Regions from separate parts of the Mus musculus genome. Here region 1 is linked to region 2. A link is a loop called in an ENCODE intact Hi-C map of the cell type or tissue named here. Cell type or tissue: left cerebral cortex. All regions are shown on one strand. Each heading gives the region's core, and the rest is flanking DNA. Links, peaks and the distances in the headings are about the cores only. Region 1 has its middle 8.9 kb from the start of Gm52531. Region 2 holds the start of Zfp442 (zinc finger protein 442).

Region 1 (13,464 bases), core at 29-8,028, 250 kb after region 2:
TATAATCCAGTTTTTACTCCCTCCCAGTTTGCCCTTCTTACATTTCCTTACCCCATTCCTCCTTCCAGTCTCCAAGAAGATGTACCCAGCCTCCCACCTTCCCCCACCCCACCCCATCCCATTCCACCAGGCCTTCCCATTCCCTGGGGCCTCAAGTCTCTTAGGGGTTAGGTGCCTCTTCTCTCATTGAGGCCAGACCAGACATATATCAGGGGTCTTGTGCCAGCTAGTGTATGCTGCCTGGTTGGTTAGCCTTCTGTTTTATGACCAAACAACTAAAACTAGACAAAGACTATTTAACTCAGATATGCTTTGTAGATACTTACCCTCAAATCTGCCAGACATGTGCTGAATATGACACATAAGATTAAAAGTACTATGACAGACAGAGACTCTCAGATCCTAGTAATGACATCCAAGGTCTCGACAACATAATAGACACAGAAACAATGCATTCTACCTGATTGTGTTAATGTTAAGCAATGGGAAAGACTGGCCCAATGCCTCTCACAGCCCTAGAACATGGCCTAAACTGTGGACAACCAAGACACAAGAGAATTGATTGCCCCACTTTGCATAGACAAGTTGATGTCAGTTCCTCCCATTCTCCTCTATAGGAATGTATACCTCTGGCCCCATTGCAGCACAGACCCCAGGGACTTGGGATGACTGTCTAGGTAATGGAGTATGGATGAGTCTCTGCTATTTGAATTGATACATACATAGGCCATTATAATTTATCCTTTTTGGGTCTCTGATCACATTAAGAGCTAAACTATCTGTAGCTTTATCAGTCATGCAACAGCAGACAATCAGCTCTTCCCCCCAAGGCTATAAGCACCTTGTTATTACATTAGTCCATTAGTTAGTTCATTAATTAATTAAAGCTACTGGGTGTCGGTTTAAGAAAAGGTAAGCAGGTTTGCCTTGCTTTCAGGCTTCATGTTAAAGGATAAACAGTTTTCAGATCTAACTTTTTACTAAAAGAACCCATTTTACAATGCCTATTTTCAATAATAATTACTTATTTATCTGATAAATTATTAAAATTGGTTCAAGTCCATACAAGGTGTCCTGGCTGGTTTTGTGTGTCAACTTGACACAGGCTGGAGTTATCATGGAGAAAGAAGCCTCTGTTGAGGTGATGCCTCCACGAGATCCAGCTGTAAGGTACTTTTTCAATTAGTGATCAAGCGGGGAGGGCCAAGCCCACTGTGGGTGGTGCCATCCCTGGACTGGTGGCCCTGGCTTCTATATAAAAGCAAGCTGAGCAAGCCAGGGGAAGCAAGCCAGTAAGCAAGCAGTATTCCTCCATGGCTTCTGCATCCACTCCTGCCTCCGAGTTCCTACCTTTGTGAGTTCCAGTCCTGACTTCCTTTGGTGATGAACAGCGTATAGAAATGTAAGCTGAATAAACCCTTTCCTCCCCAACTTGCTTCTTGGTCATGATGTTTTGTGCAGGAATAGAAACCCTGACTAAAACAGAGTGTGTGATTATGTGTGTGTGATTCTCTTCTTTTGGGTTTGTTGTGAAATAATTAATTTCTTGTGTTTTCTTGGGTTTAAATGCCCTACTTGAGTTGGAGTCTTCCTCCTACTATCCTACATATGGCTGGATTAGTAGGAAGATATTGTTTAAATTTGTTTTTTTTTTTCATGGAATATATTGGTTTCTCCATCTATGACAATTGAGAGTTTTGCTGGTAGCATAGCCTGGTCTGGCATCTGTTGTCTCTAAGGGTCTGCATGACTTCTGTCTAGGATCTTCTGATTTTACAGACTCTGTTAAGAATTCTGGTATAATTTTAATAGGTCTGTCTTTATTTTATACTTGGCCTATTCATACCCTTACAGCTTTTAATATTTTTTCTGTGCTTTTAGTGTTTAGGTTCTGTAGGTTTCTTGTGTGTTTTTGGCCCTTTCTTCCTTTAGGTTAGGAAGTTTTCTTCTATGATTTTGTTGAAGGTATTTTCTAGCTCTTTGAACTGGGAATTTTCTCCCTCTTTTATTTCTGTTATTGTTAGATTTGGTCATTTTGTTAAGATCTTTTTACATTTTGCATTTTCTTTAACTGGTATATGGATATCTTCTATGGTGTTTTCTACACCTGATATTCTCTCTTCCTTTTCTTATATTCCGTCAGTGATGCCTACATATGTAGTTTCTGTACTCTCTTCTATGTTTTCCATCTCCAGGGTTGCCTCCATTTGTGATTTCTCTATTGTTTCTATTTCCATTTTTAGATCTTGGATAATTTTGGCCAATTCCTTCACCTGTTTGATTATATTTTACTTTATTTCTTTAAGGGATTTATTTATTTCCCCTTTAAAGACCTCAATCATCTTCATAAGATGAGATATAAAGTTAGAATTTTGTTCTTCATGTGTGTTAGGATACCCAGGGCTTGCTGTAGTAGGAGTGCTGGTTTCTGATGATGTCTCATTGTACTGGCTCTTGTTGATTATGTTCCTGTCCTTGCCTTTAGCCATCTAGTTGTCTCTGGTTTTGTCAGTCTGGTAGTCCCTGGGAGTAGGAGTCTTCTGGGACTGTTCTTCCCAGGTCACAGTAGGGTTTGGGGCGTGGGTGTCATACCTGGTTGTTGTGAATGGGAGCAGTCCTCCCAAGAGGCAGGCAGAGCTGTGTCCATGGGAGTGGACTGCAGATCTGAAATTGCAGGTAGAAGTGTGAACTGGAAGATAGGGATCAGGAAGAAAGAGTCAGACCTTATGCCTGCTGGATTGCCAGGGGCCCAGCAGGCAGGGGATTGGGCTGTAGATATCTCACCTGGTTGTCTAGGTGTAGGCATGGGCCTCACAGGAGGCAGACAGAGCTGTGGGTTGAGGAGTGGGATGCGGATCCTTGATTGCAGGTAAATGTATGGACTAGAATATGGAACTCAGAAAGGACAAGGCAGACCATAAAACTTCTGGGTCCCCAGGAGTACAAACTTGTATTCAGAAAAAGTGAAGGTGAAGTTAGTCCATAGAATGAATCAACTCATGTTTCAAAATGGTGTCTAATTGCAGACAAAGTGGCTAATCAGAGAAAGATTTGACAAAACGGGATAAGCCCAATTCTCATGAAAAGAGACAGGAAAGAGAAGCTACTTAAGAGAGAGTGAAGAGAAGGGAGGCAGGCAGTTTTACCACAACAGTTATAGAGACTAGTTACAGAGAAAACAATATATATATATAGAACAAACAAGAGAATGAGAAAAACCCAGGTGATTACAATTGACTGCCACAGTTAGTCTGAGGCTATTCCGACTAATTCAGGAGATGAGAGAAACCAGACTGAATCAGTCAACTTGGTGAGGACTTTGAACCAGAAGAGCTGAGTTGAAACAGCCAGCTAGAGACCAGAAAGAAGTAGGAAGGGGTAAGTTTATTCAGCAGAATCTCAGGGGCTGAAAACATTGTAGTCCTAGGTTAGATTGCACAGAGGCTAGAAGCTTCTAACTAGGCCTAAGTTACCAGACTGAGGCAGTAAGCTCTGAGATAACAGTTAGTACAGAAAAATAGAAATTAAATTTATTGGGGTGTATCCTGTGACATCTAATTTGTTTCTTAATTTTACATGATATCACAGCAAAGACATTGTCTGGAGTGTCAGTAGAAACTTTCAATATTTGACCATTATTGGCGCTATTACAAAAAATGGGGATCTTTGAGGTTAGACTAAATGCATTGAGCATAAACCTATAGTGAGTTGGATGAGGATGCAGTTGACTGAAAGTAAATTCTCCCAGATAGGATAATACATTTAAATGCATGTATCTTATTGGTAACTTTCTTTGAGGTACTTTTGGAAGCCCTAGGAAGAGGAGTCTTGTGGGGGAACATTCTCACTGGAGATGGGATGTTAGCATCTATATCCTCACCTCATTCTCAATTTTTTGTCTAAATTCCTGTGGTTGAAACTGATCAATCAGTTTCCTTGTCCTATTGTCATGATTTCACCTGTCATGCTTTACAAACTACCCCTAAATAAACTAAGATGAAGTAGAAGAAATTGCATTTTACTGCTAAGACATTTTCCTAGCCTGAAAGATTTTCTTTCTTTCTTTCTCTCTCCCTTCTCTCCTTCCTTTCTCTCTCTTTCTCTCTTTCCCTTCCTTCCTTCCTTTCTCTTTCTTTCTTTCTTTCTTACTATCTCTTCCTTCTGTCCGTCCTTCCTTCCTTCCTTCCTTCCCTTCTTTCTTTTTGTTTTGTTTTGTTGTTTTGATTTGTTTCGTTTTATTTTATTTTATTTTCAAGACAAAGTTTTTCAGGGTAATCCTAGTTGTCCAAAAAATATGTCTCAAGATCATGGTAGACTTGAACTCGGAGATCCTCTGCTTCCCAGGAATCATCCAGAGGGTGTGCAATAAAATTATTCCCAAATAGATCCTAAACCTCATTGATGAATGCATGTGCAGAACCTCTTGAAGACACTAGAGAAATTTCACCTCTGAGTTTGGCAAACTGACTTACACAGCTATGTTTAAAGCACATTGAACAATGATTGCAAATGACAAATATGTCTTTAGGCACAGGCACTTCACCCCATGCTAGAGGAAACTCAGTTTGCAGAACAAAGTCGTTAAGAGGCCAGTGCCCTGACCCAGGTAGATGCAAACACCACTTGAGTAACACCTGGATACTGTACCTGGCTTCTTGTTGCTTCCCCACTCCTTCATATCTCTGGAAAGCACCTCCTAGCTCACTACGTGAGGTCGTCTGAGCTAAATGGACTCACACACACTCCCCTCACAGATCACAGCAGTGGTTTTAGAGTGCTTCACATGCTCCTACATGAATGGTGGAGCAAGCCTACAACTTGGAAGCTAGAAGAGCCCTCTATTCTTCAAGCTGGTGGGCATAGTTGGATGCCATGATTGGCTATTAAGTCCTGAGTGACAAGTACAGCTTGCTTTAGGCCTCAAAGTACTAAAGACACACAGCACAGTCCTTACCTACCCTGGCTTCCACCCCAGAAACTGATTAGGTTCAGTTCTGCAGAGACTTGCAATTCACAGTCCTTCATGCCTGTCCTCCAAAAGCTGACTGTGCTGTCTTCCCTCACTTAACCAAGCCCCAAGTAGCTGTACAGTCCTCAAGGCTGGATGTATCAGCTATATAAGCAGGAATTCTGAGAACTTTAATCTAATACCATTAAAGGAACGAGCGTACTAGAGAGTGCTTGGGTAAACAGAAAAAGAACAAGAACTTCCTTCTTCCATGTTTTGTATTTAGACCACTAACAGGTAAAGCCCAATTTAAAGGTGGATTGTCCCACCTCAAAAGAACAAGATTAACGATGGGCTTTCCCACGTCATATAATTTCATTAAGAAAAATCCCTTACAGGTGTACCCAGATGAATGAGCTTTCATTATTTCCAGATGAATTTAAGTTGACAATGAAGAATAGCCATCACATGTGCTGATACCGGATCGATGAGAAACATTTCTTATTTGTAGCAAGCTAGGAGAAGACAGTAATCATTTCCAAAGATTCCTAAGCATGCTGAAGATCCCTTCTGATCATGATCAAAATGTAAAAACAGAGACGTATATGAGCATTGTTAGCTCAAAGTCATGCAGAAATCTTTGTAAAATATAAAATTGTTGAACAGAAATACTTCTGTTATGTTCATCTTGTGTCATAAGTTCGTAGCTGAAAAATCAAGTAAATGATACTGTGAAATGTAATGGCTAAGTATCTAATGTTATTAAATATGATGTATTATCTAAAAGATACATGTATCAATGCCTCAATTCTCAAGACCAAAAAGGACAGAGGACACAAATAGATAAAACATTAAGGAAAAATCACTTATCAGCCCTGTGGATGATGTGGTTAGACGAACAGCTACTCTGAGATGTTCTAACCAAAGAATATAGCTGTTTCTCCCTCTGAGCACTTCGGTTCAAAAGAAGGCCACACTTGCTTCCATGCAGGACTAAAAAGAATTCATTTCAGCTAGCCTTGGCTGCTGTGTTCCCATGGGCTTTGACATTATTGTTCCTTCTTTTAAAGTTCATTTTATGTATTTAATGGTTACTTAAATGTGTTGTGCTCACTACCTGAACAGTTCAGAAGAGAACATCAGATTCTGTAGAACCACTTGTTATAGCCACTTGTTAGCCAACATATGAATGCTGACAATAGAACCTAGGTCCTCTGGGTCACCCCCCCCCCCCACAAGACCTTAAACACTGAGCTATTTCCCAAAGCCAGAGATTCTTCCTAATGCTTCAACATTTTAATACAGTTTCTCATGTTTTGTTGATCACCAGCCATAAAAATTACTTCATTGCTACTTCATAAGTGTAATTTTCCTGCTGTTATCAATTGTTATATAAATATATACTATGCAGAGTATGTGATATGATAACCTCACAAAAGTTTTATACCACCACCAAAGCAGTTGTGACTGTCTGGTTAAGAACCCCTGATCTAGGCCCTCTAATTTTCATTTTATTTTAATTCAATTTCATTTCAAATATAACTTCTCCACTTTCCTTCTTTCTTGCCATTCATCCATTTTTTCACAAGTTCCCTACTCAGCCCTCTTCCTTGTCAATTTTCTATATACAGTTTTATGAATAACTGTGCACAGATATATGAATACAACACGATGAGTCAATTTTTTTTGGTTGCATCTATATAGTTTCAGGGTTAACATCGAACTGGAAATTATTTATGCAGTTAGAGAGTTCATAAACTCTACAGAATATACTAACATGATAGATAGTCAATTTTGAAAATGGTAGATGTTATGGGAACTTGTGAATAATCTTATTCAAACCACTATATTCCATTCTCTGCCCTGCCCATTGACTTTAGCCATGTCAGAGTGCAAAAATGCATTCAGTCCAACTTCAAAAGTCCCCATGGTCTACAATAGTCTCAACAGCATTTAAATGTCTGAACCTGTGGGTTCTATGGCCTTAGTGAAACCAATTATCACACTTGAGGGAGATTCTACTCTGTAGCCTCCTGTGGCCACGTGAACTGGGTTCCCCTGAAAGGTGGGCTGGGGCTGAAAGAGATCAGAGTGTGAGAAAAGAACGAGGCCAAGACAAACCTTTCTGTTCAAAGCCTCTGAAGTTTACTGAGAGTCAGTGCTTATAAAGAGGGTAGGCCCATCTCCCTGCCAGCCCATTCTTGGTGCCTGGAGCCAGCCCATAGGTGATCTGCAGGGTGTGTTTCCGGAATGTCTCAAGAACCTTTCAGCAGGAAGCAGAGTCTTGGAGAAGAGCAAATAGAGCCATGAAGGTGAGCCGGCTCTACCCTAGGTAATCTCCTTAGTGGCAGCAAGGTCAAAGTCTGGATCAGCCGGCTTCAAGGCTGAGGGAGGCTACACTACTCCATAATAATGAAGAAGAGTCTGATCCCCTTGTGATCCAGGCTCCCTTAGACAGAAAACATAGTTTAAAGTAGAAAACAAGAGCTGAAGAAATAACTCAAATATAAGAGCCCCGCAGACTCTTTTTGAGCCTAAAAGATCCATTCCACTCCAAATATGGTGGTTCAAGCAATCTGTAATTCCAGTTCCATGGAATCTGGTATCTTCTTTCTGCTTTCCTTACCACCAAGTATGAACTGGATACACAGACATACTTACAGGCAAAACAACTATATATATATATATATACATTAAATAATGACTAAAACCACAATAACAAAAAGACAACTTGCAGCATTAGATTTATTTTTCAGCCTGTGCATGGTAGTACACAAGTCCTTAAATCACAGGACTTGGGGTGTAGAGGCAAAAAGACCATTGTCATTTGAGGAAAACCCATGAACCATTAACATACACTCAAAGAAGAGAAAGACAAGAAGAAGGAGGACGAGGAGGAGGAGGAGGGAGGGGGGAGGGGGAGGGGAAGGAGAAGAAAACTTAGTAAGCAAGGAAAAGATTTTAAGAGACATTTTCCCATTTTACTGTGCCTTTGGTTTGATTTGCATTTCTCTGATGACGCAGAATGTTAAACAGTTCTTTAGGTATTTCTTGGCCATTTGAGATTCCTCCATTGAAAATTCTGATTAGCTCAGTACCCCATTTTGTTTTGCAAGTTAACCTGGCCATATTTTAATAACATTTCACAAATGACAATTTATGACAATTGAATTTCATGTAATTTCCTTTTTTATTGGCTATTTTCTTTATTTACATTTCAAATATTATCACCTTTCCTGGTTTCCCTCTGAAAAACACTCTCCTCCTAAAGGCCCCCCTCCCCCTAAAGCCTCCCTCCTCTCTCTAAAGGCCTCCCCCCTCCCCCTTTCACAAACCCACACACTCCTGCTTCCTGGCCCTGGCATTCCCCCAAACTGAGACAGAACATTCATAGGACAAAGGGCCTTTCTCCTCATTGATGTCCGGCTAGGCCATCCTCTGCTGCATATGCAGCTGGAGCCATGAGCCCCACCATGTGTGCTCTTTGGGTTGTGGTTTAGTCCCTGGGTACTCTGGGCGTACTGGGAAGTTCATATTGTTGTTCCTTCTATGGGGCTGCAAACCCCTTCAGCTCCTCAGGTGTTGCTCTAGTTCCTTCACTGGGGAACCTGTGTTCTGTCTAATGGATGACTGTGAGCATCCTCTTCTATATTTGTCAGGCACTGGCAGAGCCTCTCAGGTGACAGCTATAGCAGGCTCCTGTCAGCAAAATCTTGTTGACATTCACAACAGTGTCTAGGTTTGGTGATTGTATATGGGATGGATCCCCAGATGAGTCAGTCTCTGGATGATCATTTCTTCAGTCTCTACTCCACACTTTGTCTCTGTAACTCCTTCCATGGGTGGTTTGTTCCCCCCTTCTAAGATGTATCAAAGTATCCACACTCTGGTCTTCCTTCTTTTCATGTGGTTTGTGAATAGTATCTTGGGTATTCCAAGCTTCTGGGCTTCTGGACTAATATCCACTTATCAGTGAGTGCATATCGTGTGTGTTCTTTTGTGATTCGGTTACCTCACTCAGGATGAGATCCTCCAGATCCTTCCATTTGCCTATGAATTGCATTTATTCATTGTTTTTAATAACGGAGTAATACTTGATTGTAAATGTACCACATTTTCAGTATCTATTCCTATGTTGAGGGACATCTAGGCTCTTTCCAGCTTCTGGCTATTATAAATAAGGCTGCTATGAACATACTGGAACATATGTTCTTATTACATGTTAGAGCATCTTCTGGGTATATGCCTAGGAGTGGTATTGCTGGGTCCTCAAGTAAGCAATATGTCCAATTTTCTGAGGAACTGCAAAGCTGATTTTCAGAGTGGTTGTACCACTTGCAATCCCACTAACAATGGAGGAGTGTTCCTCTTTCTCCACATCCTTGCCAGCATCTGCTGTCACCTGAGATTTTGATCTTAGCCATTCTGACTGGTATGAGTTGGAATCTCAGGGTTGCTTTGATTTGCATTTCTCTGATGACTAAGGAAGTTGAACATTTCTTTAGGTGCTTCTCAGTCATTTGGCATTCCTCAGATGAGAATTCTTTGTTTAGCTCTGTACTCCATTATTGCTAGTGTTATTTGTTTCTCTGGAGTCTAACTTCTTGAGTTCTTTGTATATATTGAATATTAGCTCTATATTGGATGTAGGATTGGTGAAGATCTTTTCCCAATCTGTTGGTTGCCTTTATGCCTTATTGACAGTGTCCTTTGCCATACAGAAGCTTTGCAATTTTATGAGGTTCCATTTGTTGATTCTTGATCTTACAGGACAAAGTCATTGGTGTTCCATTCAGGAAAATTTCCCCAGTGCCCATATATTTGACGCTCTTCCCCACTTTCTATTCTATTAGATTCAGTGTATCTGGTTTTATGAGAAGGTCCTTGACCCAATTGGACGTGAACTTTTTACAAGGAGATAAGAATGGATCAATTAGCCTTCTTCTACCTGCTAACTGCCAGTGAGCCAGCACCATTTGTTGAAAATGCTGTCTTCTTTCCACTGGATGGTTTTAGCTGCTTTGACAAAGATCAAGTGACCATAGGTGTGTGGATTCATTTCTGGGTCTTTAATTCTATTGCATTGATCTACCTGTCTGTCACTGTACCAATACCATGCAGTTTTTAATCACAATTGCTCTGTAGTACAGCTTGAGATCAGGAATGGTGACTCCCCCAGAAGTTCTTTTATCATTAAGAACAGTTTTCACTGTCCTGGGTTTTCTGTTATTCCAGATGAATTTGGAAATTGCTCTTTCTAAATCTATGAAAAATTAAGTTGAAATTTTGACAGGGATTGCATTGAATAGGTAGATAGCTTTCAGCAAGATGGCCATTTTTGCTATATTAATCCTGCCAATCCATGAGCATGGGAGATCTTCATATCTTCTGAGATCTTCTTTGATTTCTTTCTTCAGAGACATGAAGTTATCATACAGATGTTCTACTTCCTTAGTTAGAGTCACACCAAGGTATTTTATATTATTTGTGACTATCGTGAAGGGTGTTGTTTCCCTAATTTCTTTCTCAGCCTGTTTATCCTTTGTGTAGAGAAAGGCCACTGATTTGTTTGAGTTAATTTTATATCCAGCTACTGCACTGAAGCTGTTTATCAGGTTTAGGAGTTCTCTGGTGGAATTTTTAGGGTCACTTATATATACTATCATATCACCTGCAAATAGTGATATTTTGACTTCTTCCTTTCCAATTTGTATCCCCTTGACCTCCTTTTGTTGCTAATTACTCTGGCTAGGACTTCAAGTACTATATTGATTAGGCTGGGAGAAAGTGGGCAGCCTTGTCTAGTCCCTGATTTTAGTGGGATTGCTTCCAGTTTCTCACCATTTAGTTTGATGTTGGCTACTGGTTTGCTGTAGATTGCTTTTATTATGTTTAGGTATGGGCCTTGAATTCCTGATCTTTCCATGACTTTTATCATGAATGGGTGTTGCATTTTGTCAAATGCTTTCTCAGCATCTAACTAGATGATCATGTGAATTTTGTCTTTGAGTTTGTTTACATAGTGGATTACGTGGATGTATTTCCATATATTAAACGATCCCTGCATCCCTGGGATGAAGCCTACTTGATCATGATGATTATTTTGATGTGTTCTTTGATTCAGTTTGAGATAATTTTATTGAGTTTTTTTGCATTGATATTCATAAGGGAAATTGGTCTGAAGTTCTCTTTTTTGTTGGGTCTTTGTGTGGTTTAGGTATCAGAGTAATTGTGGCTTCATAGAATGAATTGGGTAGAGTACCTTCTGTTCCTATTTTGTGAAATAGTTTGAGGAGAATTGGAATTAGGTCTTCTTTGAAGTTCTGATAGAACTCTGCACTAAACCCACTAAATCTGGTCCTGGGCTTTTATTGTTTGGGAGACTATTAATGACTGCTTCTTTTTCTTTAGGGGATATGGGGCTTTTCAAATTGTTAATCTGATCCTGATTTAACTTTGATATCTGGTATTTGTCTAGAAAATTGTCCATTTCATCTAGGTTTTCCAGTTTCATTAAGTATAGCTTTTTGTATTAATATCTGATGTTGCTTTAGATTTCCTCAGGTTCTGTTGTTATGTCTCCCTTTGTAATTTCTGATTTTATTAGTTAGGATACTACGTTTGCCCTTTAGATAGTCTGACTAAGGGTTTATCTACCTTGTTGATTTTCTAAAAGAACCAGCTCCTGGCTTGGTTGATTGTTTCTATAGTTCTTTTTGTTTCCACTTGGTTGATTTCAGCCCTAAGTTTGATTATTTCCTCAGTGTACTCCCCTTGGTGAATTTGCTTCCATTTGTTCTAGAGCTTTTAGGTGTGCTGTCAAGCTGCTAGTGTATGCTCTCTAGTTTCTTTTTGGTGGCACTCAGAGCTATGAGTTTTTCTATTAGGAATGCTTTCATCGTGTTCCTTCAGTTCGGGTATGTTGTGGCTTCATTTTCATTAAACTCTAAAAAGTCTTTAATTTCTTTCTTTATTTCTTCCTTGACCAAGGTATCATTGAGTAGACTGTTGTTCAGCTTCCACGTGAATTTTGGCTTTCTATTATTTATGCTGTTATTGAAGATCTGCCTTAATCTGTGGTGATCTGATAGGATGCATGGGATAATTTCAATATTTTTGTATCTCTTGAGATCTTTTTTGTGACCAATTATGTTTTTTTTTTTTTTTTTTGGAGAAGGTACCATGAGGTGCTGAGAAGAAGGTATATCCTTTTGTTTTAGGATAAAATGTTTTGTAGTTATCTGTTAAATCCATTTGTTTCAAAACTTATGTTAGTTTCAATGTGTCTCTGTTTAGTTTCTGTTTCCAGGATCTGTCCATTGATGAGAGTGGGGTGTTGAAGCCTCCCACTATTATTGTATGAGGTACACTGTGTGCTTTGAGCTTTACTAAAGCTTCCTTAGTGAATGTGGATGCCCTTGCATTTGGAGCATATCCAGAATGGAGAGTTCCTCCTGGATGATTTTCCCTTTGAGGAGTATGAAGTGCCCCTCCTCGTCTTTTTTGATAACTTTAGGTTGGAAGTCGATTTTATTCAATATTAGAATGGCTACTCCAGCTTTTTTCTTGGGACCATTTGCTTGGAAAATTGTTTTCCAACTTTTTACTCAGAGGTAGTGTCTCTTTGTCCCTGAGGTAGGTTTCCTGTATGCAGCAAAATGTTGGGTCCTGTTTATGTAGCCAGTCTGTTAGTCTATGTCTTTTTTTTGGGGGGGAATTGAGTTCATTGTTATTAAGAGATGTTAAGGAAAAGTAATTGTTGCTTCCTGTTATTTTTGTTGTTAGAGCTGGGATTCTGTTCTTGTGGCTATCTTTCTAGGTTTGTTGAAGGATTACTTTCTTGCTTTTTCTAGGACATGATTTTCCTCCTTGTGTTGGAGTTTTCCCTTTATTATCCTTTGAAGGGCTGGATTCATGGAAAGATATTGTGTGAATTTGGTTTTCTCATAGAATACCTTGGTTTCTCCATCTTTGGTAATTTAGAGTTTTGCTGGGTATAGTATTCTGGGCTGGCATTTGTGTTCTCTTAGGGTCTTATACCCTCTGGCCAGGATCTTCTGGCTTTCATAGTCTCTGATGAGAAGTCAGGTGTAATTCTAATAGGTCTGCCTTTATATGTTACTTGGCCTTATTTCCTTACTGCTTTTAATATTCTATCTTAATTTAGTGCATTTGTTGTTCTGATTATTATGTGTAGTGGGGAGTTTCTTTTCTGGTCCAGTCTATTTGGAGTCCTGTAGGCTTCTTGTATGCTCATGGGCATCTCTTTCTTTAGGTTAGGGGTGTCTTATTGTTTAATTTTGTTGAAGATAAGTACTGGTCCTTTAAGTTGAAAATCTTCATTCTCATGTACTCCTATTATCCATAGGTTTGGTCTTCTCATTGTTTCCTGGATTTCCTGGATGTTTTGAGTTAGGGTCTTTTTGCATTTTCTTTGATTGTTGTGTTCATGTTCTCTATGGAATGTTCTGCACCTGAGATTCTCTCTTTCATCTCTTGTATTCTGTTGCTGATGC
Region 2 (17,184 bases), core at 5,177-13,176:
GCTTGTACCAAACCCTGACACTATTACTGATCCCATGTTGTGCTTGCAGACAGGAGTCTAGCATGGTTGTCATCTGAGAGCCTCTACCAGCAACTGACAAATGCATATACTTAGAGCCAACGATTGTACTGAGGTTGGGTCCAATATGGAAGAGTTAGGGGAAGGATATTATAAGCTGAAGGAGATGGCAACCACATAGGGAGAACAACAGTATCTACTACCCTGGACCTCTCAGAGCTCTCAAATACTAAGACACCAACCAAAGAGCATACATGGTCTGGTCTGTGGCCCTAGACACATTTACCAGAGGACTGCCTGGTCTAGCCTCTGGGAGTGGATGCACCTGACCTTGTAGTGACTTGATACCCCATGGATAGGGGATCCTAGGGGTGGGGTGGGGTGCAGGGGATGCTTGTGGGTAGGGGAATATTCTTTTAAGAGGAAAAGGGTAGGGGGAATGCAGTGAGGAACTCTTACAGGGAAGAACAAAGGCGATGATGCCCCCTTTGTTTTGTTTATACTTGCAAATGCAATACTCTTCAATTACATGAAATTACTTATCCAGGTGTAAAACTATGGGTATGTATTCGTGTCTTTTCTCTCACTGTGATAAAACACAATGTCTAAGACATTGTAAAATATTTTAATCTGGCTTGTCTTTTAACAGGAGGATGGGACCACCTTGAAATTGAAATGCTAGTGTCACAATTTCCCTTTAAATGCTGGGCTGTTTTATCGAGCCTGCATTGGATGTCAGTCATTAGTCAAGGCTACATTTTATCTCTTGATTCTCATGTGTTAGTCTCTTGAGTACAAATTAAAGAATAGAATATGTATCACAATGTGTGCTATGTTGTCAACACTTTTTTACAGTTCTAATATTAAATTGTTTAATAGAATATAACATTAAATGCCTCATGTGTTTTCAAAATTGCATTTTCATGTACCTGCCAGAGATATAATGGAGTAGGATAATCAGCACTCAACTGTATATCCTACTACATAGCTCCATTGGCAGATATATACATATCATTTGATGTTCCATGCTTCTTCATGTTCCCATTAGTTACCATTTGGCACTTCACTGGAAGTATCCCACCAAACAGGATTATCTAGAAATGTTAGATGATGTAATAAAAGTAAGTTTTTTTTTTTTAATAAAGTGTTTCTGGGGTGTGTGTGTGTAATGTGATTATGGATTTCTAGACCATATCAGATAAGCAGAGACTTGGTGACAGCATTATAGCATCTATTTTGGCCATCTTTATACAATGATCATGGTCAGGTTGCTATTATTGTATACTGTAGTCACTTCCTACTGAGCCATCTCACTCATGAAAAAATAAAATTGGTAGAAGCATTACAGCAGTAAAATATCCTCTTCTTTTCATACTGTAAACAGGAAGTCATTTTCAGCTATTGCCTTTTCCATAATGATAAGCAGCCTAGTTTTGGGAATAGTATCCACAGGCAGGCAACAGAGTCTGGGACTCTTCCTGCTCCATTTCTTGGGTATGGTGTCTGAATATCAAGCTGCTTGTGTGTGGGAGGGGAGTGTAGTACCAGCCATGAATGCATTTTGATTGGTGGTTCAGTCTCTGAGAACACCCAAGGGTCCAGGTCACTTGACTCTCTTGCTCTACTTGTGAAGTTTTTATCCCCTCTGGGTTCCCCAATCTCTCCTACAAATCCTCCACAAGACTTTTGGAGCTTCCTCCAATGTTTGGGGGGTCAGTCTCAACTTCAGATTTGGATAGCTGATGTCTGGAGGCTCTAAGAGGAAAGTTAGGTTAGGCTCTGGTGTGTAAGCATGGCAGAGTATCATTAATATTGTCAGGGTTTGGTTCTTATTAATGCTATGGGTGTAAAGTCATTGGTCATGCACTCAGACTCCCAGTCTTCTTTGTCTGTACATCTCCTGTAGGGCAAGAAGGTTTTGTAGGTGAGTTGGGATCATCGTTTCTTCACTGGGGTTCTTTCTTGGCTATAGGAGGGAGTCACTTCAGGCTCCATATCACCCACTGCTAGGACCAAATCTCAGCTACAGTCACCCTCCTAGATTCCCTGGGGCCTCCCCCATTCCTGGTCTCTGGCATATCCTACAGATGTCCTCCCCTATAGCTAGAGCTGCAGCTCTCCACCCTCTCTTCCCACACATTATCCCCCAGCATTCCCCTCACCTTCCCACCTGCCACACAGTTCCCTGCCTCCATTCACCTCTGAAGACTGGTATTTCCTCTTCTAAGTGAGAGTCAAGCATCCTTCCTTGTGAACTTGTGATTTAGCTTCTTTGCTCTGTGGATTGTATCATGGAAATCCTATAATTTGTGGCTAAAATCCACATATAATTAAGTACATAACTATGCATGTCCTGAGTCTAGGTTACTTCACTGGTCTATCTGATTTTTTATGGTTCGATCCATTATTTTTCCTTGTTTTAATAATTGAATAGTATTCCATTGTATAAATTACATTTTTTTTCACCCGTTCTCCTGCTGAAGGACATCTGGATGGTTTCCAGTTTCTGGCTATTAAAAGTAAAGCTTCTCCCTTCCGGTCAGCGCCAGCACCGGGTCACCTAGGGCATGGAGTCCGCAGACACCCCCAAGGTCCCCAGAGGACTCTCCTCGAGATCTTAGGATCACTGGTGAGTGGAACACAACAACTGTTCCAATCCAATCGTGCAGGACCTGAGACAGCAGAAGGGGAGTAGAAAACTGGCTTGACCAGGGGCACAAGTCTTTTCCAGTTGGCACCAGCACCGAGTCACCTTGGGCGTGGAATTGGCAAACACCGCCACAGTCCCCAAAGTACACTTCACCAGATCTTGGGATCACTGACCAGACAGCTTTATGGTCCTCAAAGGAGACACCACTTCCAGGCACTGTAACACGCCCAGGATCTTAGGACAACAGGATCCCAGGATAATAGGAGCTGGGTCACACCAGTATTTCAGGGTCTCAGAGGAAGTTTGACTGCCAAAAACTCTGACACACCCAGAATCTCAGGTTCACAGGAGCCCACAATCAAAGGATCACAGAAAAAGCTGGACTCTGAGGAGTCCTTAATCAACTGGGATTATAGGAAGGACAGGCTCCAATCAGATATATTGAGGGCAGCAATCACTTGAGATAATCAAATTGCAGGAGGCAAGATTAAGAACAGAAGCAACAGAAACCAAGGTTTCTTGGCATCATCAGAACCAAACTTTCCCACCATAGCAAGTCCTGGATACTCCATCACACCAGGAAAACAAGACATGGATCTAAAGTCACTTCTCATGATGATGATGGAGGACTTTAAGAGGGAAATAAAGGAAAACATAGGTAAACAGCTAGAAGCCTTTAAAGAGGAAACACAAAAATCCCTTAGAGAGTTATAGGAAAACACTACCAAACAGGTGATGGAATTGAACAAAACCATCCAGGATGTAAAAATGGAAGTAGAAACAATAAAGAAAACCCAAAGGGAGACAACTCTGGATATAGAAACACTAGGAAAGGAATCAGGAACCATGGATGGAGCATCAGCAACAGAATACAAGAGATGGAAGAGAGAATCTCAGGTGCAGAAAATTCCATAGAGAACATGGACAACAATCAAAGAAAATGCAAAATTCGAAAAGACCCTAACTAAAAACATCCAGGAAATCCAGGACACAATGAGAAGACCAATCCTATGGATAATAGGAGAACATGAGAATGAAGATTTTCAACTTAAAGATCCAGTACATATCTTAAACAAAATTAAAGAATAAAACACCCCTAACCTAAAGAAAAAGATGCTCATGAACATACAAGAAGCCTACAGGACTCCAAATAGACTGGAGCAGAAAAGAAACTCCCTGCTACATATAATAATCAGAATACAAATGCACTAAATAAAGATAGAATATTAAAAGCAATAAGGAAATAAGGTCAAGTAACATATAAAGGCAAACCTATTAGAATTACACCTGACTTCTCATCAGAGACGGAAAGTCAGAAGATCCTGGACAGAGGGTATAAAACCCTAAGAGAACACAAATGCCAGCCCAGAATACTATACCCAGCAAAACTCTAAATTACCATAGATGGAGAAACCAAGGTATTCTATGACAAAACCAAAGTCACACAATCTCTTTACACGAATCCAGCCCTTCAAAGGATAATAAAGGGAAAACGCAAACACAAGGAGGAAAATTATGCCCTAGAAAAGGCAAGAAAATAATCCTTCAACAAACCTAGAAAGATAGCCACAAGAACAAAATCCCAGCTCTAACAACAAAAATAAAAGGAAGCAACAATTACTTTTCCTTAACATCTCTTAATATCAATGAACTCAATTCCCCCCAAAAAAGACATAGACTAACAGACTGGCTACATAAACAGGACCCAAAATTTTGCTGCATACAGGAAACCTACCTCAGGGACAAAGACAGACACTACCTCTGAGTAAAAAGTTGGAAAACAATTTTCCAAGCAAATGGTATGAAGAAACAAGCTGGAGTAGCCATCCTAATATCTGATAAGATTGACTTCCAACCCAAAGTCATCAAAAAAGACAAGGAGGGGCACTTCGTTCTCATCAAAGGTAAAATCCTCCAAGAGGAACTCTCAATTCTGAATATCTATGCTCCAAATACAAGGGAAGCTACATTCATTAAAGAAACTTTAGTAAATCTCAAAGCACATATTGCACCTCACACAATAATAGTGGGAGACTTCAACACCCCACTTTCATCAAAGTACAGATTGTGGAAACAGAAACTAAACAGGGACACAGTGAAACTAACAGAAGTTATGAAACAAATGGATCTAGCAGATGTCTACAGACCATTTTATCCTTAAAAAAAAAAAAAGGCTATACCTTCTTCTCAGCACCTCACGGGACCTTCTCCAAAATTGACCATATAATTGGTCACAAAACAGGCCTCAAGAGATACAAAAATATTGAAATTTTCCCATGCACCCTATCAGACCACCATGGACTAAGGCTGATCTTCAATAACAACATAAATAATGGAAAGCCAACATCCACGTGGAAACTGAACAACACTCTTCTCAATGATACCTTGGTCAAGGAAGGAATAAAGAAAGAAATTAAAGACTTTTTTAGAGTTTAATGAAAATGAAGCCACAACATACCCAACCCTATGGGACACAATGAAAGCATTTCTAAGAGGGAAACTCATAGCTCTGAGTGCCTCCAAAAAGAAACTAGAGAGAGCACACACTAGCAGCTTGACAACACATCTAAATGCTCTTGAAAAAAAAGGAAGCAAATTCACCCAAGAGGAGTAGACAGCAGGAAATAATCAAACTCAAGGGCGAAATCAACCAAGTGGAAACAAGAAGAACTATTCAAAGAATCAACCAGTCGAGGAGCTGGTTCTTTGAGAAAATCAACAAGATAGATAAACCCTTAGCCAGACTCACTAGAGGGCACAGAGACAGCAAATTAACAAAATCAGAAATGAAAAGGGAGACATAACGACAGATCCTGAAGAATTACAAAACACCATCAGATCCTTCTACAAAAGGCTATACTCAACAAAACTGGAAAACCTGGAAAAAATGGACAAATTTCTAGACAGATACCAGGTACCAAAGTTAAATCAGGATCAAGTTAACGATCTAAACAGTCCCATATCCCCTAAAGAAATAGAAGCAGTCATTAATATGCTCCCAGCCAAAAAAAGCCCAGGACCAGATGGGTTTAGTGCAGAGTTCTATCAGACCTTCAAAGAATATCTAATTCCAGTTCTGCACAAACTATTCCACAAAATAGAAGTAGAATGTACTCTACCCAACTTATTCTATGAAGCCACAATTACTCTGATACCTAAACCACAGAAAGATCCAACAAAAATAGAGAACTTCAGACCAATTTCCCTTATGGATATCATTGCAAAAATACTCAATATAATTCTCGCTAACTGAAAACAAGAACATATTAAAGCAATCATCCATCCTGACCAAGTAGGTTTTATTCCAGGGATGCAGGGTTGGTTTAATATAGGGAAATACATCAATGTAATCCATTATATAAACAAACTCAAAGACAACAAACCCACATGATCATCTCGTTAGATGCTGAGAAAGCATTTGACAAGATCCAACACCCATTCATGATAAAAGTCTTGGAAAGATCAGGAATTCAAGGCCCATACCTAAACATAATAAAAGCAATCTACAGCAAACCAGTAGCCAACATCAAAGTAAATGGTGAGAAGGTGGAAGCAATCCCACTAAAATCAGGAACTAGACAAGGCTGCCCACATTCTCCCTACCTCTTCACAATAGTACTTGAAGTCCTAGCCAGAGCAATTCGACAACAAAAGGAGATCAAGGGGATACAAATTGGAAAAGATGAAGTCAAAATATCACTATTTGCAAATGATATGATAGTATATATAAGTGACCCTAAAAATTCCACCAGAGAACTCCTAAACCTGATAAACAGCTTTGGTGAAGTAGCTGGATATAAAATTAACTCAAACAAGCCAATGGCTTTTCTCTACACAAAGAATAAACAGGCTGAGAAAGAAATTAGGGAAACAACACCCTTCTCAATACTCACAAATAATATAAAATATCTCGGCGTGACTCTAACTAAGGAAGTGAAAGATCTGTATGATAAAAACTTCAAGTCTCTGAAGAAAGAAATTAAAGAAGATCTCAGAAGATGGAAAGATCTCCCATGCTCATGGATTGGCAGGATCAACATTGTAAAAATGGCTCTCTTGCCAAAAGAAATCTACAGATTCAATGCAATCTCCATCAAAATTCCAACTCAATTCTTCAACGAATTAGAAAGAGCAATCTGCAAATTCATCTGGAATAACAAAAAACCTAGGATAGCAAAAACTCTTCTCAAGAATAAAAGAACCTCTGTTGGAATCACCATGCCTGACCTAAAGCTTTACTACAGAGCAATTGTGATAAAAACGGCATGGTACTGGTATAGAGACAGACAAGTAGACCAATGGAATAGAATTGAAGACCCAGAAATGAACCGACACACCTATGGTCACTTGATCTTCGACAAGGGAGCTAAAACCATCCAGTGGAAGAAAGACAGCATTTTCAACAAATGGTGCTGGCACAACTGGTTGTTATCATGTAGAAGAATGTGAATTGATCCATTCCTATCACCTTGTACTAAGGTCAAATCTAAGTGGATCAAGGAAATTCACATAAAACCAGAGATACTGAAACTTATAGAGGAGAAAGTGGGGAAAAGCTTCGGTGATATGGACACAGGGAAAAAAAATTTCCTGAATAGAACAGCAATGGCTTGTGCTGTAAGATCGAGAATTGACAAATGGGACCTCATGAAACTGCAAAGCTTCTGCGAGGCAAAAGACACCGTCAATAAGACAAAAAGGCCACCAACAGATTGGGAAAGCATCTTTACCTATCCTAAATCCAATAGGGGACTAACATCCAATATATATAAAGAACTTAAGAAGGTGGACTCCAGAAAATCAAATAACCCCATTAAAAAATGGGGCTTAGAGCTAAACAAAGAATTCTCACCTGCGGAATACCGAATGGCTGAGAAGCACCTGAAAAAATTCTCAGCATCTTTAATCATCAGAGAAATGCAAATCAAAACAACCCTGAGATTTCATCTCACACCAGTCAGAATGGCTAAGATCAAAAATTCAGGTGACAGCAGATGCTGGTGAGGATGTGGAGAAAGAGGAACATTCCTCCATTGTTGGTGGGATTTCAAGCTTGGAAATCAGTCTGGCGGTTCCTCAGAAAATTGGACATAGTACTACCGAGGATCCCGCAATACCTCTCCTGGGCATATATCCTGAAGATTTCCCAACCGGTAAGAAGGACACATGCTCCACTAGCAGCCTTATTTATAATAGCCAGAAGCTGGAAAGAACCCAGATGCCCCTCAACAGAGGAATGGATACCAAAAATGTGGTACATTTACACAATGGAGTACTACTCAGCTATTAAAAAGGATGAATTTATGAAATTCCTAGGCAAATGGATGGACCTGGAGGGCATCATCCTGAGTGAGGTAACCCAATCACAAAAGAACTCACACAATATGTACTCACTGGTAAGTGGATATTAGCCCAGAAACTTAGTATACCCGAGATATAAGATACAATTTGTAAAACACATGAACCTGAAGAAGCACGAAGACCAAAGTGTGGACACTTTGCCCCTTCTTAGAATTGGAAACAATCACTCATGGAAGGAGTTACAGAGACAAAGTTTGGAGCTGAGACAAAAGGATGGACCATCTAGAGACTTCCATATCACTATCACTACTGACACTCCAGACAATGTCTTTGCTGTGATATCATGTAAAATTAAGAAACAAATTAGATGTCACAGGATACACCCCAATAAATTTAATTTCTATTTTTCTGTACTAACTGTTATCTCAGAGGCTTACTGCCTCAGTCTGGTAACTTTGGCCTAGTTAGAAGCTTCTAGCCTCTGTGCAATCTAATCTAGGCCTACAATGTCTTCAGCCCCTGAGATTCTGCTGAATAAACCCACCCCTTCCTACTTCTTTCTGGTCTCTAGCTGGCTGTTTCAACTCAGCTCTTCTGGTTCAAACTCCTCACCAAGCTGACTGATTCAGTCTGGTTTCTCTCATCTCCTGAATTAATCCGAATAGCCTCAAACTAACTGTGGCAGTCAATTGTAATCACCTGGGTTTTTCTCATTCTCCTGTTTGTTCTGTATATCTATATTGTTTTCTCTGTAACTAGTCTCTATAACTGTTGTGGTAAAACTGCCTGCCTCCCTTCTCTTCACTCTCTCTTAAGTAGCTTCTCTTTCCTGTCTCTTTTCATGAGAATTGGGCTTATCCCGTTTTGTCAAATCTTTCTCTGATTAGCCACTTTGTCTGCAACTAGACACCATTTTGAAACATGAGTTGATTCATTCTATGGACTAACTTCACCTTCACTTTTTCTGAATACAAGTTTGTACTCAGGCCTGGGGGACCCAGAAGTTTTATGGTCTGCCTTGTCCTTTCTGAGTTCCATATTTTGGTCCATACATTTACCTGCAATCAAGGATCCGCATCCCACTCCTTAACCCACAGCTCTGTCTGCCTCCTGTGAGGCCCGTGCCCACACCTAGACAACCAGGTGAGATATCTACAGCCCAATCCCCTGTCTGCTGGGCCCCTGGCAATCCAGCAGGCATAAGGTCTGACTCTTTCTTCCTGATCCCTATCTTCCAGTTCACACTTCTACCTGCAATTTCAGATCTGCAGTCCACTCCCATGGACACAGCTCTGCCTGCCTCTTGGGAGGACTGCTCCCATTCACAACAACCAGGTATGACACCCACGCCCCAAACCCTACTGTGACCTGGGAAGAACAGTCCCAGAAGACTCCTACTCCCAGGGACTACCAGACTGACAAAACCAGAGACAACCAGATGGCCAAAGGCAAGGACAGGAACATAATCAACAAGAGCCAGTACAATGAGACATCATCAGAAACCAGCACTCCTACTACAGCAAGCCCTGGGTATCCTAACACACATGAAGAACAAAATTCTGACTTTATATCTCATCTTATGAAGATGATTGAGATCTTTAAAGGGGAAATAAATAAATCCCTTAAAGAAATAAAGTAAAATATAATCAAACAGGTGAAGGAATTGGCCAAAATTATCCACGATCTAAAAATGGAAATAGAAACAATAGAGAAATCACAAATGGAGGCAACCCTGGAGATGGAAAACATAGGAGAGAGCACAGGGACTACATATGTAGGCATCACTGACGGAATATAAGAAAAGGAAGAGAGAATATCAGGTATAGAAGACACCATAGAAGATATCCATATACCAGTTAAAGAAAATGCAAAATGTAAAAAGATCTTAACAAAAAGACCAAATCTAACAATAACAGAAATAAAAGAGGGAGAAAATTCCCAGTTCAAAGGGCTAGAAAATACCTTCAACAAAATCATAGAAGAAAACTTCCTAACCTAAAGAAAGAAATGGCCAAAAACATACAAGAAACCTACAGAACCTAAACACTAAAAGCACAGAAAAAATATTAAAAGCTGTAAGGGTATGAATAGGTCAAGTATAAAATAAAGACAGACCTATTAAAATTATACCAGAATTCTCAACAGAGTCTGTAAAATCAGAAGATCTTAGACAGAAGTCATGCAGACCCTTAGAGACAACAGATGCCAGACCAGGCTATGCTACCAGCAAAACTCTCAATTATCATAGATGGAGAAACCAATATATTCCATGAAAAAAAAATTTAAACAATATCTTCCTACTAATCCAGCCATATGTAGGATAGTAGGAGGAAGACTCCAACTCAAGGAGGGCATTTAAACCCAAGAAAACACAAGAAATTAATTATTTCACAACAAACCCAAAAGAAGAGAATCACACACACATAATCACACACTCTGTTTTAGTCAGGGTTTCTATTCCTTCACAAAACATCATGACCAAGAAGCAAGTTGGGGAGGAAAGGGTTTATTCAGCTTACATTTCCATATGCTGTTCATCACCAAAGGAAGTCAGGAGTGGAACTCACAAAGGTAGGAACTCGGAGGCAGGAGTGGATGCAGAAGCCATGGAGGAATACTGCTTGCTTACTGGCTTGCTTCCCCTGGCTTGCTCAGCTTGCTTTTATATAGAAGCCAGGGCCACCAGTCCAGGGATGGCACCACCCACAGTGGGCTTGGCCCTCCCCGCTTGATCACTAATTGAAAAAGTTCCTTACAGCTGGATCTTGTGGAGGCATCACCTCAACAGAGGTTTCTTTCTCCATGATAACTCCAGCCCGTGTCAAGTTGACACACAAAACCAGCCAGGACACCTTGTATGGACTTGAACCAATTTTAATAATTTATCAGATAAATAAGTAATTATTATTTAGAATAGGTGTTGTAAAACGGGTTCTTTTAGTAAAAAGTTAGATCTGAAAACTGTTTATCCTTTAACATGAAGCCTGAAAGCAAGGCAAACCTGCTTACCTTTTCTTAAGCCGACACCCAGTAGCTTTAATTAATTAATGAACTAACTAATGGACTAATGTACTAACAAGGTGCTTATAGCCTTGGGGGGAAGAGCTGATTGTCTGCTGTTGCATGACTGACAAAGCTACAGTTAGTTTAGCTCTTAATGTGATCAGAGACCCAAAAAGGATAAATTATAATGGCCTATGAATGTATCAATTCAAATAGCAGAGAGTCATCCATACTCCATTACCTAGACAGTCATCACAAGTCCCTGGGGTCGGCGCTGCAATGGGGCCAGAGGTATACATTCCTATAGAGGAATACATATAGAGGTATACATTCCTATAGAGGAATACATATAGAGGTATACATTCCTATAGAGGAATACATATAGAGGTATACATTCCTATAGAGGAGAATGGGAGGAACTGACATCAACTTGTCTATGCAAAGTGGGGCAATCAATTCTCTTGTGTCTTGGTTGTCCACAGTTTAGGCCATGTTCTAGGGCTGTGAGAGGCATTGGGACAGTCTTTCCCATTGCTTAACGTTAACACAATCAGGTAGAATGCATTGTTTCTGTGTCTATTATGTTGTCGAGACCTTGGATGTCATTACTAGGATCTGAGAGTCTCTGTCTGTCATAGTACTTTTAATCTTATGTGTCATATTCAGCACATGTCTGGCAGATTTGAGGGTAAGTATCTACAAAGCATATCTGAGTTAAATAATCTTTGTCTAGTTTTAGTTGTTTGGTCATAAAACAGAAGGCTAACCAACCAGACAGCATACACTAGCTGGCACAAGACCCCTGATATATGTCTGGTCTGGCCTCAATGAGAGAAGAGGCACCTAACCCCTAAGAGACTTGAGGCCCCAGGGAATGGGAAGGCCTGGTGGAATGGGATGGGGTGGGGTGGGGGAAGGTGGGAGGCTGGGTACATCTTCTTGGAGACTGGAAGGAGGAATGGGGTAAGGAAATGTAAGAAGGGCAAACTGGGAGGGGGTAAAAACTGGACTATAAAAAAAGATTAAAGATAATTGAAACAAACAAACAAAATCAAATGGCTAAATAAAACTTACCTTGTTTTTTATTGTTATATTTAGCATTACTACAAATACAGTTCTTAACATATTAAACAATTTGATCATTTATAAAGTGACTATTGACTTACATTTCTGAATTATCCTTAATAGTTTAAAATAAAAAATGATGATTTCATAATTAAAGCTCTTTCCATAGCATAGAGACTGGAAACTTTCTTGATTCTTAAATGATATATGATTACACAACATATCAGGTTCTTGTTTGACTCAGTTTCCAAAATAAATAAATGAATAAATAAACAGGTATAGCTTTACTATGCTAGTAAAAACAAGAAGGTTAGATATTAGATATATGTATTTATTTATATTTTCTAATTCAGAGTCTTCATTTTTAGAAATTTATTCTAATGAAATGATTTTTTTTCGGCGACACAGATATATGTCTGGTAATATTAGTTTATATTTTCAAAACTTGTCACATGTTGAGCTTAAATGTTTTATTTATTTATTTATTTATCCATTTTTTCTGATCTCAGCCCCCCTCCTCTCTACCCAATAACAACATAACATACCCTTATACCTTTTCCCTCCTCCTGGGTACCAAGCTGCTGCAGGACTAGGCCCATCCTCTCCCATTGAGGCCAGACCAGGTAGCCCAGATAGGGGAAGGGGATCCAAAGCCAGGTCACAGAGTCAGACACAGACCCTTCTCCAGTTTTTAGGGAACCCAGATGAAGACTAAGCTGCACATTTGCCACATAAGTGCAGGGTGCCTAGCTTCAGCCCATGCATGCTCTTTGGTCGGTGAGTCCTCAACAGCCCACATTTCTTGACTCTGTAGGTCTTCCTGTTGTATCCTTGACCCCTCCGGCTGGCTCCATCCTTTTCCCCACCTCTTCACAAGACACTCCTAGATCCGTTTAAAGTTTGTGGTGGGTCTCTGCATCTGCTTCCATCAGCTGCTTGGTGAATTCTGGTAGGATTTGCTGAGGGAGGCAGAGGGAGGAGGAACATAAGTTTTAGTCCAGCCTGAACATATATATTTAAATCATTTTCTGTTAGTCTGAAGAGACCTTAGGTAAAGAGAAACATACTTTTCCATTAATCTATCGAATTCATTTTACATCCCAATCGTTGCCTCCCATCCCGCCATACGCAGTACCTCCCCAGACTCACTCTCCTTCACCTCTGAGAGGGATGGGGACACCACCCTGGTGCATACTTTTACACCAGGGATAATGCCAAGTTTTTTTTAATGTTGTGGTGACCCCAATCCTAAAATAAACAACAAATTTGCAGACAACCATCGTAAAAATGCCTTTTGACCCCCAAAGGATTGCAACTAATAGGTTTGTGCCAAGTTCTTTGTCAGACTGCCTCCGGTCATCATTGCATCATAAAATATGAATACGTCAGTCTGTGGAGTTTAGTTGTGGTCCTAAGTTTTAGTCTTTTACTTACCTACTCATCAAGATCATATATTAAACCTAAGCTCCTGGTTATGTTTTACCTTGTAACAAAAAGACTAAGAATGACATTCAAATGTTTCTTTGTAAATAATTTAAATAACTTCTGGAATTTACCAGCAGTACTTCCTACCAGGAAATAAGCATCTTGTATTCCTTGTGTAAGAGAACTCATATTGCTATTCACTAGCACATGCTGTGTGTTTTACACTGACTTAACAGTGTCAAAAATATTGTATAAATGGCCTTCCCAATGTCCAAGAATCACCAACATGCCAAGATTCCCTTGCAACTGAAATACTTTCAGCAGTGGCCTTTCCTATCTTGAAGTGTTCAACTGCATTCAACCATGCTATGTCCCTCCAGTACATACACACCCAGCCAATTTTTCATCTGTGCCTATCAGAGGCAGGCAGGATCTCTGAATTCTTTTGCAGTGTTAGAAAATGCACTTTCTGTCTTCTAAGTTTCAAGGGACTGGGGTCACAGGTGTTGATTCATAGAATAATCAAAAGGGATCCTGGAATAAATATCCAAATTCATACATGATTTTTAAAAAAACCTGAGTTTTCAGTCTGCATGACAAGAGCTAGCAGGAAATGATAGCAGTTCATTTTTAGAATTTTTCTGTAGTGACAGTAGAGTGAGATATCTGAAGATCACTGGAGAGTGAACACAGCTCATCAAGAATTTTTTCTAAAGGGATTTCTGAGGTCAAAAACCCAAAGAATTACTTAGACAGCTGACACAGCTCTTTAAAAATGGTTTCTAGCAGCTATCCAGAAAAAACAGCTCTTTTAGAATTATTATTATTATTATTGTTACTATTATTACTACTACTACTACTATACTTGCTTTCTGATTTTAATAACCCCAAGAATTACTTTTGGAAGTTTTCTTTTTGACTAGGCCAGTTGGTCCAAGAATTCTTATAGAATTTTTACTAGCAGACAGAGAGAGCTGTCTTGAGCAGAAAAATACCTGTCTAAACCAGAGAGTATTAAGAATAGAAAGAAAAAGCTAGTGCAGAGCAGAAACACCCCTACACACACACACACACACACACACACACACACACCACACCACACACCACACCACACACCACACACACACACTCCACACACACACATACCACACACACACACACACACACACACACACACACACCACACACACCACACACACACCACACACACACACACACACAGAGAGAGAGAGAGAGAGAGAGAGAGAGCGCACAAGCAAGCAGTGCCACCAGCTTGGACCCATGATTTGATTTTAAGTTGCTTGTTTTCCTGCTGCTCTCAAATACCGTACTCTTAGGAACCCGTACATAGGCAAGTTTGGTCCTTGGCATTTTGGCATTTGTGTTCTTTTTCTTTTCTATATTTGAGAATTGTGGCATTGATACATTTAGTGGTTAGATCACATATCATGTTTAGCAGGTAGCATCGGCTCCTAAGCAATCTACTTACACAGTGTCATTTTCTTAATCAGATCTTGTAGTTCTCAAGATGAACACCCCACAGGCATTTCTGTCCATCATTTTTATAATTTACATATAATTCTGCATGACTTTGAGCTAAGAATGCCATTCAATATCTCTGCTTTTACCTTGAGACCAAGTTCATAAGAGGATTTAGCTTAGCAAGCTTTGGAGTAGGCAAACCTCTATGTGAATGCATCCACCTTTTTTTAAGTAAAGTCTCAATGCTTCCTTTTTTATAAGAAAATCATTGCTTTGGAAATGGCTCCCATGCTCTCCTTGCCTGCCACAAGAAAAAAAAATCCTATCTGTCCTTGTCTAGATAGTTGTACTGGCTATTTTGGTAGTCGAGTTAAATATATCTGGAATTAGCTAAAGACCAAATAGTTGGCTATTGTGGGCCTTTTTCCCCCCCTGAATTATAGCTTTTGAATTGGAAAAACCCTTATATAATCTGAATCATTTGAGTTGACAGATCCATCTTTAATCTAGGCCACACCTTATGGTGGTGGCTTATATACATAAAGGACACTGAAGATGATAGATGCCTCTTTCTCTTTGTCTACTTGCCCTACCTTTGTCTAGCAAATTAATTTTTAAAAAACCAGGCATTAGAGCTTATTTCTTTAAAATTCTGATATATACTGAAGACCAGCTGAGGCATGTGACCACATGGACTGAACCACTACTGGATTCTTCAACTTTCCACTGTTGGGCTAGTAGAACGAAACAACTCTTGAGCCATTCTAATAAATCCATTTCCAACATGATAGACTGATTCTATCAGTTCTCTTTATCTAGAGAAACTTTACTAATATAGCTGTGGGGTTTGTTGTTTGTTTGTTTGTTTTACCAAAGCCCTGAGGATGATGAGCTGGTTAACAAGAATGATCCACAGTGTTTGTCATGTGCTTCCTGCTTGGCTCTGAGGGTTGACTGGTAACTGTTAGGCGAAAAGTACTCACACTTTACCTGAACCCTGAAAAAGACACAAAACAAAACACTTGTTTCCTAATATCTTTCTTTCATAGTTAATACTCTGGGCACCCTTCCACTTGTGGGACAGGATAACTCCACTGTAAGTTGAGAAATGGGCTATGCAAGTTATGGACCTAGATTACAGGAGGAAGAAGGGAAAGTACTGGTGCTGTGATTGGGACTTAGGACAGCTCCAACTTTGCAACAAGGTAGCACAGGGTCACTGCCCACAAAGAGGAGAAGCAGGTAGCTCAGCATCCAGACGCTGGAGTTGTGGGTCGTCCCCGGACTTAGATGGGAAAACAAACACAAGTTGTACTGAAATGAAAAGCTCTGCAGATCTGCAAAAGGACTGGCCTCTGACTAGAAGCCTGTGCCTGGAATTATTCCACGCTGTCCCTTCCGCGCACTCTAACCCTAAAGGTGGTGCTTATGTCACTCAAGACTCACTAGCCAATCAGCACATATACGCGGTCCTGTAATCGGAGGAGAAGGCGGGCTTTTCCGGGAGCTTTCCTGGGAGCTTTCCTGCAAGGTCCTCCTCTCTGAAGCTGAGCAATCTGGAGTGTATCTTCTTGGCGTGTTCTGTGTGCAGGCTCAGACAAGCTCAGAAGTCCCGACATGGTAAGTGCAGGGCCATGTCCCACAAAAGGCGGATGAGCAGAGGGAACTGGAGTCGTGGGCCGTCCCTGGGGCTCCGTGATAAATAACAGCCAGACAGAAGCAGCAACTTGTGAGGTTCCCTGTGGTCCTGTTCTCTCCCTGGAGCCGGAGGTGGCCTCTGAGTAACCTCACTAGGGTGGCTGCATCTGCACAAAGCATTTGGGGAAAGGGCTTCTGTGTAGAAACATCCTTGGCAAGAAGCCAGACGCGGAGAGCTTTAGTTTCTCTGATATCTTCAGGAAGTTCTGGCCTTAGCATTTAGCCCTTTAATATGTAGGTTTGCAAGTGTAAGATCCCTTTGGCTTTGATTTTGTGGAAGCTGTAAAAGGCACCTCGTGTGTTGGGTAGCACTCCAATATTGAGCTGTGATTTAGAAGCGTAAAATTGATGATGTAAAGGATTTACCAAAACTTACAGTGACACCAAGAAGAATGTAGCTGAGGGAGGAACTGCCTCTAAAACACCCCACGGATAATAGGATGCTAGTATATGTGTTTGTTTACCAGAATTGTCCAGACATCTGTCTACAAAACATAACAAAGGAGACAAATCTGGTTTACAATCATGAATTAGGCCCATCC

What was found. Peaks named below come from ENCODE experiments on the same cell type or tissue, not always from the same donor. Only the 100,000 strongest peaks of a DNase experiment are listed, where the experiment ranks them.
Region 1: a loop joins it to region 2, with 18 times the contacts of the local background. A loop is called at or near these places in 14 of 42 quality-filtered maps.

The regions. Positions count from the first base shown.
Region 1 is chr2:150,199,823-150,213,286 of GRCm38, reverse strand. No RefSeq gene overlaps it. Among named protein-coding and RNA genes, the nearest start is that of Gm52531, 8.9 kb to the right of the region's middle. In left cerebral cortex, for the core only: no CTCF peak of the experiment used is centred there; no DNase peak of the experiment used is centred there.
Region 2 is chr2:150,450,782-150,467,965 of GRCm38, reverse strand. It overlaps Zfp442 (zinc finger protein 442), which reads left to right and starts at 16,465. Exons shown (of 4, transcript NM_001310645.1): 1 at 16,465-16,564. The coding sequence starts at 16,562. In left cerebral cortex, for the core only: no CTCF peak of the experiment used is centred there; no DNase peak of the experiment used is centred there.